3 separate regions of the Mus musculus genome follow, and all the other regions are linked to region 2. A link is a loop called in an ENCODE intact Hi-C map of the cell type or tissue named here. Cell type or tissue: heart. All regions are shown on one strand.

Evidence for each region. Hi-C counts contacts between places; a loop is a spot of excess contacts. Peaks named below come from ENCODE experiments on the same cell type or tissue, not always from the same donor. Only the 100,000 strongest peaks of a DNase experiment are listed, where the experiment ranks them.
Region 1: a loop joins it to region 2, with 7 times the contacts of the local background. A loop is called at or near these places in 32 of 42 quality-filtered maps.
Region 3: a loop joins it to region 2, with 6 times the contacts of the local background. A loop is called at or near these places in 19 of 42 quality-filtered maps.

What each region holds. Positions count from the first base shown.
Region 1 is chr13:24,497,983-24,501,982 of GRCm38, reverse strand. It overlaps a transcript of Ripor2 not described here. Among named protein-coding and RNA genes, the nearest start is that of Gm22013, 13 kb to the right of the region's middle. In heart, a CTCF peak has its summit at 2,320 (motif pointing left); no DNase peak of the experiment used is centred here; H3K27ac peaks cover 891 bases; H3K27me3 peaks cover 419 bases.
Region 2 is chr13:24,685,462-24,689,461 of GRCm38, reverse strand. All of the region lies in intron 8 of Ripor2 (RHO family interacting cell polarization regulator 2), which reads right to left. Among named protein-coding and RNA genes, the nearest start is that of Ripor2, 49 kb to the right of the region's middle. In heart, a CTCF peak has its summit at 1,938 (motif pointing right); a DNase peak (open chromatin) is centred at 1,961; H3K27ac peaks cover 811 bases.
Region 3 is chr13:24,336,362-24,340,361 of GRCm38, reverse strand. All of the region lies in intron 1 of Cmah (cytidine monophospho-N-acetylneuraminic acid hydroxylase), which reads right to left. Gm11342 (predicted gene 11342) reads left to right here. Exons shown (of 4, transcript NR_167750.1): 3 at 2,980-3,110; 4 at 3,411-3,663. Among named protein-coding and RNA genes, the nearest start is that of Cmah, 11 kb to the right of the region's middle. In heart, a CTCF peak has its summit at 2,314 (motif pointing left); a DNase peak (open chromatin) is centred at 1,871.

The sequences.
Region 1 (4,000 bases), 190 kb after region 2:
CATTCTTGTACTCATCAGTTCACACACCACAAACAATGTATGTTTTCCCATCTAGACGGGGGGAGTAAAGAGGCCCTCCCCTGCCGGCCACTTTGCGCAAGCTGTATCTAGTTACTTCTAACAGGGATGAGGCTGTGGAAACGGAAGAGAGAGGCCGGACTGGGAAAGAGGAAGTTCCCTGGAAGTAGGTACAAGAAGAACAAGGGATGCGAGAAGAGAAAAACCCAAGAGGACAAGTGTGTAGAGCAAATCGGGTGGGGACAAAAGTGTGGGCCATTCCTCTGGGAACACTCACGGTGGAGCCGCCGCCTCCGGATCCTGTCCCTCCATGGCCTGTTTCTGATCCAGTGCAATCGCGAAGGCAACACCATGGTCCCCAAACAGCGGCCTAAGACCTCATGACCACGCCACCAAAGGTCTCACAGCAAATCCGGAAGTCGGTCCAGACGCATAAAAATGACAAAATTTTTTTTTTTTTAAAGCTGCTCTCCCCCCTTCTCTCTTTTTTAATGTCTGGGGTTTCCGTTGGCTTATTTTATCTCTAGCTTTCCTTTACTTCCCTTCCTTTAACTCCCGACTGGCCCCAAGGCGGGTGCTGGGCTGAGCTCCCTGGGGCCCAGCCTCTCTCAGTCTTCTGTACCATGTTTTATGCATGAACACTGTGGCGTGGTAATTTATTCGAGCAGAGCCCGATCCCTGAGCTCCTCTGTCTGCTGTGCGTCAGAGGAGCCAACAGCGGCTGGGGGAGGGCAGGTGAGTCTGCTGGCACAGGAGTGACTTGAAATGGGAATACCTGATCTGCAGACTGCAACTGCAGGCTGGCCTCGCTCCTGGGACCCTACTACACCTCACACTCAACCACTCAAGTTATTGACTACAGAGTTCTGAAGACCTAGAAATAGTCGTGGCACTTGGTAGGTGGGCAGTAAATAGTTGCTGAGTGAATACATGGATTATGCGAACTCAACTCGGTGGGGTTATAGATGGTTGTGAGCCACCACGCTGGTGTTGAGAACGAACCTGGGTCCTATACAAGAGCAGCCAGTGCTCTTAACAGCTGAGCCACATCTCCAGATTCTGAAGAGTTGCCCTCGATATGGGTATTTGAACCTTCTCACTCTTCTTTTTCTCGCTACTTAAGAGTCCATTCACACTGAAATTTGTTGTTGCTGCAGTGCTGGCCAGAGAATCCAGGGCTATGCATATAAGAGGAAAATGCTCTCTCTCTCTGAGCTACCTCTTTAGCCTTGTGTGTGTGTGTGTGTGTGTGTGTGTGTGTGTGTGTGTGTGCGCGCACACACACACACACACACACACACACACACACACACGCATGCTCACACATGTGTATGTGGAGGTCATTTGTCCATGTTGCTTTGTTTGTTTGAGACTGGTCTCTCACTGGGACTTGGAATTGCTGAAAGGCATAGGCTGGCTGACCAGTAAGCTCCAAGCTTCTCCAGCTTTCTCCAGTCTCCCCATTGCCCTGCTTTTCCATGGGTGATGGGGATCAAACTCAGTGTACCTACAGGAGGTGAGTGAGGGGTAACCTACAGGGGTGAGGGTGAGAGATTACCTTCAAGAGCATGAGGCCCTCCAATAGGTGCATCACCAAGAAGTCCACCCAGCATGCAAGTTTACCATTCCCTGTCTCCTGGGAAAGAAGGGGTTTTCTGAGCGGTATCCTTCCCTCCAGACTAGTGCATAACCTCTTGAGCACCTCCCGGGGAGGTGATCTCAGATGCTCTGGCAACAATGGTGCCTAGCAGGGAAGAGATATGAGGAAACAACAGAGGGGCAGAGACAGGGAACAGGTGTAGCACAGGCTCTGTACCAAGTTTTCTTTAACTTAAGATGAGAATAGCTGTTGACCCTTGGAGCTGTTGGGCTAAAATGGGATGCCATTTTAGGATGTAGTTGACACAGTCCCTGGATGTCAGCCCTGGCATGTCCAGTGTAAACTCTCAGCAGCTAACTTAGCAGCCACAAAACAATAGCATCCTGGCCTCAGTTTCTCCACCTGTAAAACGGTGATACGTATGAGAGCTGTTACCTAAGGATTATGCTGGTGCTCACAGAAGTTAAAATACACACCAAGAATGAGGAGCTGTGTTCAGCACAAAGGACTCTCTCTCTCTCTCTCTTGTCAGCGGCCATGATTTATTAACATAGACTAAATGGAGATGGTGGGAGCTGGAGAGTTGGCTGAGTTTCTCCTGCAGAAGGCTGCAGTTTGGTTTCCACCACCTGATATGGGGCAGCTTACAATGGCCTGTAACTCCAGCTTCAGGAGATCAGGCGCCCTCTTCTGGTCTCCATAGACATCTGCGTGCCTCTCTCTGTGTCTCTTTGTGTCTCTGTCTCTCTGTCTCTGTCTCTATCTCTCTCTTTGTGTCTCTGTCTCTATCTCTCTCTGTCTCTCTGTTTCTGTCTCTCTGTCTCTGTCTCTCTTTGTCTCTGTCTCTCTCTCCCTTCACTAAAGAAACCAAGAGTCTCAGGTATTAATTTCCCTCTGCCTCCATAGAGAGCCACTGTAGGTTTGTGGTTTGGAGTATTGTTAGTTTATCACCTTATGCTTCCAGATATCCAGATCTGAAATTGTGATGTCAGCAGAGGCCTTTCCCTGAACAGACCAGAGAAGGATCTGCTTCTAGACTTTTCCATCTTCTAGCGGCAGCTGGTAAAGCTTGAGTCTATTCCCAGGCTATCTTCGAAAGCAGGAGCAGTCACCACTCTAAACCTTTACCCAAACTGTAGCAGCATGCCTAGAGAGTCGATCCTGGACCCTGGAGCCTCATCATGTGCTTTTGCTCCAAGTTCCATCTTTAGAACCAGAGGGTATGTCAGAGATCAAGAGTAGCCTGTAATCCCTCTAAGATGAGATCTAAGATAACATCAGCAAAATCCCCTAGTACAGCAAATTCAGCCCACAGAACCTGCTCGGGATACATCGGACTAGGCGTGGCTGCAAGTCTCCTTTCCGGTGAAGTGACTGAGGTAATGTCATCCTGTCTTAACTTTATTTTGTGTCTGTTTGGTCACTTCTCAGCCTTCCACCCCCATATAGCCACATTCGCCTTGGCAGCAACACTTTTGAGACTGTCAATGCATGGCCTTGACCATGGTCCAAGCGTACCATGTAGCATCTGGAAAATACAGCTGAGCTTTACAAAGAACGCAGATGTTACTGGGTCACCCAAACTCTTCACCCAATATAACCTCGCACCCTGAGCCTCCGAGACGGATGTCATTGTGCTTTACCTTTTAAAATGCTGGTCTCCTGAGCTTTGAAAACAAGAGACTTTTCAGAGGTACAAACCCGCTCTTGGTCTAGCCATTTAAAAAAGGACTAAAAATTTTAAGTGGCTTAATCAGTGTGGTTGTCAATAACTACCTCGAGTGGATCATTTCACCATCCCCTACAGCTCCTCTCTGCTACACCTTGCTATCTTGTGCCACTTGACTGAGGTCAGGGCTCAACTATGCAAATCCGACACGAGAGAAGTCAGTCTCGGGGCTATCTTCTGCCTTCTATCCCTTCTTGAATATGAAAATGTGGTATTAGATCAAGACTTCTTTTCACTCCCAAACTTTCCTTTCTCTCTCTCTCCCTCCCTCCCTCCCTCCCTCCCTCCCTCCCTCCCTTCCTTCCTTCCTTCCTTCCTTCCTTCCTTCCTTCCCCTCTAGTTAACCCACACATTTCCTAAAGCCTCCACTGGGTGTGTGTCAGCCACATTCTGACACTCATGGTTGACAACCGCAGAGGAAGGACTCCCAAAGAGCAAGATTGGCAGGGGATAGCACAGTCTACAGAGAGGCCAATGAAAGTTTCCTTTTCTTTCTCTAACCCTCTATGTAAGTAATGTTGGTTTTGAAGTCCTGACTCTTCTGCCCCCACCTCTCAAGTAATAGGGCTGCCGATGTGAGCTGCCGTGCCAAGCTTCTCTTGGGAATCTGAATCAAAACCCACCAGTTTTTCTTTGTAATCATTCAAGGCTGG
Region 2 (4,000 bases):
AAACAAGAGATCGTTCTGTGAGTTGCAGAACACATTTCCCTTCTTTAGAGACACAATTTGTCATGGGTTAAAAACTCATGTAATAATGTAACAGGTGTAGGAGCATCTTCAGAGAATAGCCTTTGTGGGGATATACAGCTAGCAGGACATGCCCCTTAGGGTGGTGGGAGGAGGTTTCAAGGGGAGTCTGTTGGGTGGTGAGAACTCTGTGTACCTTTGGCAGATTTCAGGATCAGGGCAGCAGGACCAAAAAGACCTATTCTTTCACTGACCAAAATATTCCCATGCAAATAAACTGGCCTCTTGGTTTTCCTGTCTCCCAAGATCTGTGACACTAGATACCTTCCTGTGAGTCCTTGTCCCCACACCTGTCACTTGTCTGCAGCACACTCATTCCTGTTTCTCTCATTCTACTTATATAGCACAGTGATGCCACTGTTGATGCTTATGAACTTGCTAGAAGTAGACTGTCATGTACCCCACACTGGTGATTAAGAAAACAAACCCAGGGGCTAGAAAGATGGTTAAGCAATTGTGAGCACCGACTGTTCTTCTAGAGTGCCTGGGTTCAATTCCCAGCACCCACGTGGCAGCTCACAACTGTCTGCAGCTCCAGGATCTGACAGAGACAGAACTCAACTGCACATAAAAATAAATATAAATAAAGAAAAGAAAACAAACTAAATCCAATCAACAAACTGCCAATAGCCTGTTCCTTCAAAAGAAGAAGTGTGTCTTAGGATGATTAATGCTGCGATGAAACACCATGACCAAAGCAACTTGGGGAGGAAAGCGATTATTTAGCTGAAGCGTCACTGTCACGATTCATCAGTGAACGGAAGTCAGGACAGGAGCCCAAACAGGGCAGGAACCTAGAGTCAGGAGCTGATACGAAGGTCATGGAGGCTATGGAGGGTTTCTGCTTATTGGCTTTCTCAGCCTGCTCTCTTATAGCACCCAGGACTCCCAGTCCAGGGATGGCACCACCCACGATGGGCTGGGCCCTTCCCCATCATCACAAATTAAGAAAATGTTCTATGGCTGGATCTTATGGAGGCATTTTCTCAAATGAGGCGCCCTCCTCTCAGGTGACTCTAGCCTGCGTTGATTGACAGATCCAGTTAGCACAAGGTGCCTTTTCTTCCCCTGTGTCATCTGCAGGTCAACTTGAGCCTACCGCTTCAGCAGCAACACCTTGTCAGAATACACGGCCGCCGCCCTGGGACAGCTCCAGAGTCCCAGCTTCCATTACCCTTTCCACCTTCCTATTGATATTTACCAAAAGCCCACTGTGTGAGGGTGAAAATATTAATTTACATTTTAGAATTTCTCACTAAAAAAAAAAAACTATGACATAATTGCAGTGAAAAAATCAGCACAGACGTTTTCTATTTCTAACCTTTGAGTCCTGGGGCAAGTTTCTCCTGTGCTTGTACGTGCTTGTGCATGTATACACAGGCATATGTATGCCTATGTTTGCGGATGCTTCATAGACCCTTTTTTTTTTTTTTTTTTTTTTTTTTTCCTTTTTGAGATGGGATCTCTTACTGAACCTGGAGGTTGCTGTTTGGTTAGATTGGCTGGCCAGAAAGCACAGGGACCTACTACCCATCTCAAGTCCCTTTTCCATCAGAGGCCAAGTTGGGATTATAATCACATGACCCGATGCCCAGCTTTTTATGTGGGCTCTGCAGATCCAAACCCATATCCTTTTGCTCGCTTTATGCTGTCTTCCCTGCCCTGGGTTGTGTTTCTAGCAAACAAGATTTTACTCACGTAGACATAACAAGGATGATGTCACACTGTGTGTTTTACCTTCAGTGAATGGCTCAATTTATCTCAAATGGACAAATCTGCTTCCCATTGACCCATGGGCATGGTGATGAATAAGACGAATCCAGGGAAGCTTCAAAATGGGCTCACCTCTTACCATCTTTCGACACTAGATGGCAGCAGCTCACCAACTTGGCATGCCTTTTAGTTGGCGAGCCCATGCATTTAGGAGCAGCTCTCGCTAACAATTAGAAGCTAATGAGCCACTTAGGAGGACCCACTGTAATAAAAGCAGGATTGGAGGAAGCGATTTTCATGAATAATTCTGGAGCATTTAGGCTTTTTTCCCCCACCTCCACAAAAACACATCGGAAAGAAAGCACTGCTGGCTGGCTTTTATGAATCTGAAGCCCAATGTGCTAATTCTAAGAAAACCCTATTTACCCTTTGAATACCTACAAATTATCAGCTCCTGGTTAATCCACTAGCTGGTTACATGTTGAGGTGACAATAGGGACCCCGCTTCAGGGAAGCTGACTATGTACCATGATGGATACGTTGAGAAGGGTGGGGGGACTCTTTGACGATCTCCCTTCTCAAAATCACCAGAAATTTCTTATCACGGGAGGAGGAGGGCTGGGGTCGTGATGAGTTTTGGGTCTCACTGTCCATGGAATGAACACACCTTATTGACATTCCTTATAAGGCATCTCCAGCCTCTGGTGACAGTGATAACAGCAGAATGGCAGCAGGTAGGAGGAGCCAGTTCCAGCCGAAGCTCCCCAGGCGGGGGGAGCACTTCTGCTGGAGCACCAGCTATCGTGGACTTTGGGGCCTGGCTAGGTTCTGCAAATTCTGGCCCAAGGCCCTGCTGGCATTTCTACAGCTGCGAAAAGCCCAGTGTTTTCTCAGCTGCTTGGTGGTAACTGTTGTATCAGCTAGGTTTTCATGATGGCCACTCAGAAATCATCCCTGGGTTCCCTCAGGTGGGTCTCTTTTGATCTTTTACCTTGCTCCTGTGTTAATGATCCAACAGCTCTTCCACAGCCTGAATGGAGGACAGGGTGCTGCCCCCAGTGTGACTGTGGATAAATGATGCCCCCGCTCATGGTTGAACATTTGGCCACCAGCTGGGTAGCTCTGTTGTGGGAGGTTATGGAGTCTTTAAGAGTTAGGGCCTAGCTGGAGGAATCAGACACTGGAGAGTGTGTTCTTGAGGTTTATAACTCTGCTTTGCTTCCAGCCTGTGTCTGGCTTCCTGATCCACTCTAACCCCTGCCTCAGCTGCCGGCCTCTCCGACTACCATAGCTCCCCTTCCCATAGTGGACTAAACTCCTCCAAATCTTAAGCCGCCACGGATCGTTTTCCTCTTAAGTTGTTTCTTTCAGAGAATTTATCACAGTGGAGAAAGGTTGCAGATACAACCTCATAGCTATCTACAGCTACACAGCTATAGAGCCTCCCAGCTACCTACAGCCACACAGCTGCTCACCTGGCTCCCCGTGCCACTGGCTGCCTTTGCTCAGACACGGTTCTGGTCATAGAAGTACTCCATTGTTTCCCAGTTTTGCCATGACCTTCCTAAGAGTGTACCTCGGACTGTGTCTTAGTACTGGCCTTCCTGCTTCCTGGGCAGGTTTCCCAGTTCATCCTAAAGGCCATGGTGACCAGCTAGCACTGACCTCTGGACATGTGTCCTCCTGGAACTCATTTGAATGAGGTCATCGTTGGGAAGAAAAGCAGTTTTCTGTAAGACACGCAGTTCTTAGCTTCTTTTCTGATTTGGGGTCCTGAATCCAGCTGGGTCCTTACAGGTTTTTGGAATCTGGCCTCAACAGCTCCCCACAGCACTTTTACAGAGCACAGAGATCACAGCACCCCCCCCCCCCCCCGACAGCTTTGGGCAGCATCCCCGCCTTCAGGAGGGACTTTCAGTTTAGTTGTTCTAGCCAGAGGTTATTCAGGACGCTCTCTGCACCCCCCCCCCCCATCCTTTCCTCAGTGGGAACCTTCACTTAACATTTTTTATTTTTTCTTTTCTTCTTTCTGTCTGTCCCTCTGTTCCTCTTCCTTCCTTCCTCTTCTTTCCTTCCTTCTCTCCTTCTTGCCTTTCTTTCCTTCTCTCTCTGTCTCTTTTTCTTTTTTAAAGATTTATTTATTTATTTATTTCTATGTATTTGAGTACATAGTTGCTGAACAGATGGTTGTGAGCCTTCATGTAGTTGT
Region 3 (4,000 bases), 350 kb after region 2:
ATAAAACCTTGTCCTGGTGAGAGCTTGAGGCTTCACCCTCCATTTCTGCTGTGTCAGAGACAGCTGTGTGGCTCAAGCTTGAGACCCTACTGGGATTGCATCAGAATTGACTCCTTGGTGGCCTTTTAGGATTCACAAGTCAGGCACAACACTGAAATAGGTATCTAGTCTTCCATTTGTGACTCCCTTTCATTGAGTATTTGGTTTGTTTCCAGGAGAGTTCCCAGTGCTATTGGCAGTCCTGTTAGAACCATAAACACTGACCAGATAACAAGGGCAACAATCCAAGGGAGAGCAAAGCTAAAGTTCCCACAGAAAATAAAGTCAGGATGCTGATTGATTCATATTAAATTCTAGCTTAATTGCTTAAAAATGGTTTTATATGGCTGGAGAGAGCACTTAGTAGTTAACTGTGTATTCTGCTCTTGCAGAAGACTGGGTGGAGTTCAGTTCCCAGCATTCAGGTTGGGAGCTTACTGTCACCTGTCATTCTGGATCCAGGGGAGCCCAATAATGAGCCTCCTTGGGCATATGCGTATACCCCACACAGATATACGTATATGCATAAGTAAAAATAAAATAAGCCTTTAAAAATACCCTTTACAAAAGCACTTTTTATGGATACTAATGAGAGATGGCCCAGTGGTTAAGATGCTATTATGTCATGAGGACCAGAATTTAGATTCCAGCACCCACATCTGGCAGCTCACAAATGCCTATACCTCTAGCTCCAAGGGATTTGATGCTCCAAAGGTATCTGAACATACAAGTATACATATACTCCCCCATATACGTAAATAACAACAACAACAAAATAATGTACTACACACAGAGAACGGAGAAACCACCATCGCAAACAGCTCTAAGTCTCCATTGAATTTTATCATATTTTAACATCTTTGTTTCAGACACAGGAATTTTTTTCTATTGCCTTTTATCTCCCTCCCTGACCCCTTTCTCTTTCCTTTGGTTTCTCAGTGTAGCCTTGGCTTTCCTAGGACTCACTCTGCAGACCAGGCTGGACTTGAACTCACAGAGATCTGCCTCTGCCTCCTGAGTGCTGGGATTAAAGGCATGCACCACCATGGCCCAGCTCTAATGCTTTTTCTAAAGAGTTTGCAGATACAGTGTGGACTTCATATATTTTTCAGTCTGGAAAGGTTGTTGCAATCTTATCAATTACTTTACATTGTGATATCCCTTTGATTTTCTATATAAATAATCATATTTATGCAAATCAGACAGTATTTTCTCTCTTACAGCTGTCTGACAATAATGCTTATTTGCAGTTTTAGGAATTGAGACTATGACCTTGCTCTTGATAAACAAGTTCTCTGCCACTAAGGTGCAACCCCTGTCCTGGTGTACACTCTATGCTGGGAGCTCTTCAGCACTTCTGACTTCTTTACCCAATCTCATTCAGGTGCCATCTGATGGTGCATCTGTGCCCTGAGGATTGGCTCAGCAACATCACACAAACAACACAAAAGGAGGAGAGGTTAACACTCCATGAACATTGACAGATGGGAACTCAGGAAGTGGAAAAAGGCTTCACCCTTCCTTTTCTCGCAAATGGTTCTGGCAGGCAGGTTCAAGGCTTCTGAGAGAAGACATTTTCTCTCCCCCTTTGGGGCCCCACTGTTGATTGCTGGCATGCTTGCCTTGTTTCTGACGTGTTTCAGTAGGAACACGTCTACTCTTGGATGGAGAACAGTATTAGGAAACTCACAGCCAGTGTGTATCTGGATTCTAAGTAATTCATCTTTGTTGTCAGCTTGACTGACCTTAGAATACCCTGGGAGACTTACTTCTGGGAACATTTGTGAGAGCTTGTCCAAAGATTACAGAGACAAGAAGACCCGCCCTGCATGTGAATGACTCCACCCCATGAGCTAAAATTGAAGAGGAGGAAGGAAACTAAGCAGAAGTCCACCCAACTCTCTGCTTCCTGATCTGCCCAGATGTGGGCACACAGTTGTATCAAGCTCTACATGGCACCCTCACCAAAGACAATTCTGCCATTTTGCCTTTCCTGCTACTATAAACCTCAAACCTGGAACCAAAATAAACCCTTGTGCTGTTGAGTTGTTAATCACAGAGGCGAAAAAATAACTAATACACTTCCCAAAAGACAGCCACTGCTGATGAACAAGGGGCCATTCTCTACATCAGCCTTTCCCCCTTAAATACAAAGGGGTACTAGTGGCTGAGGTGGCTAGCGTGACTCCCCTCTTTAAAGAATGATCAGATGACCCATATGTCAAGAACAGAGGTCAGCTGAGTCCTTAGTACAGAACCATTGCCACCTAGTGGCAGCCCAGATTATAATGGGACTCTTGTACCACAGAAAGGGGAGTGTTTCTTCCTCATCAAAATTAATTCTAGTCCAAATTTGGATCTGCTCTCAGAGTTGGGACGTATCACACAACACCACTATCCTGTGTTGCTTCCTCACCATTGTCAACTCAATGGATCTACAGTCATCTAGGAAACAAACTGAGGTGTGTGTGTGTGTGTGTGTGTGTGTGTGTGTAAGCATTCTCAGAGAGGTTTAACTGCAAGGAAAGATTTACGTTGAACTTGGGTTGTACTCTCATGGGCTGAGATTCTGGAGAGAGTAAAAGTGATTTGAGTACCACCATCCCCCTCCCCCCACTCTTTTTCTCTCTTGCTACCATGCCTTCACCATCATGATGGACTATACCCTCAAAGGATGAACGAACCCCAATAAGCCCTTCCTTAAGTTTCCTCTGTCAGATATTTTGTCACGGTGACACCATGGTAATACAATCTTCGTGGTAGTCCATGGATTTTTGCTTCACAGCACATCCTTGTGGAGTGCACTGGTTTTTATCAGCACTGTTTTGAGGCAGGGTTCACTTTGATGCAGGGCTCACATAGTTTAGGTTGGCCTCCAACTTGCTATGTAGCCAAGAATCACTTTGAACTCTCAATTCTCCTTCTTCTCCCAACTGCTAGGACCACAGGTGTGTGCCACGACAGCTTCTCCCAACTGCTAGGACTGCAGGTGTGTGCCACGACAGCTTCTCCCAACTGCTAGGACCACAGGTGTGTGCCACGACAGCTTCTCCCAACTACTAGGACTACAGGTGTGTGCCAAGACAGCTTCTCCCAACTGCTAGGACCACAGGTGTGTGCCACGACACCTGCTCAATCTCACTGGATTGACCCATGTCCTAGAAAACAAGGGGATCCCAGGTAACAGGCTAGGAATGGGCTAACCAAAACTCAAGTTTTAAATGTACCAGTTAGGGTATAATAGTCTAGAAGAATATGCTCTCACAGACAGCCACTAGTAAACGTATATGACAGGCAATGTATGATGTCATTCCTCCTGCCAGTCTGGCTTTCTAGAGGAGGATAATTCTGCTCATTCTCTTATCTAACAGTTGCAGGATTCTTCATCTCCTTCCATGATGCTGAGTTCTGCTGGTTGGAGGCCAGGAGTGCCAACAACAACTATTGGGTTTCCTCCTACTACTGAAGTGAAGGGCACAGAAAGACAATGACAAGTCGCCGGGATGACAGATTCAGATTACTAAAGGGAAATCAGGTTGCTAGTACATAGTAGTGCTTAGAAAGTCTATGCTGAAACTCAAAGACAACTTGTGCTATTAAAGAATTCATGTGTTCACCTATAAAGAAGTCCAGAAATACACAATGGAGACAAAATAAACAGCATCTTCAACAAATGGTGCTAGTTAACCTGGGCAGCCGCATCTAGAAGATCCAAATAGATCCATACCTGTCACCTCACACAAAACTCAACTCCAAATGGATCAAAGGCTTCAACATAAAATCAAATACACTGAACCTGATAGAAGAGAAAGTGGGAAATAGCCCTGAACTCTTTGGCACAGAAAAAGACTTTCTGAACAGAACACTATTAACATGGTCACTAAGATCCACAATTAATTAATTGGACCTTGTGAAACTGAAAAGATTCTGCATGTCAAAGGACAGCATTATTCAGACAAAG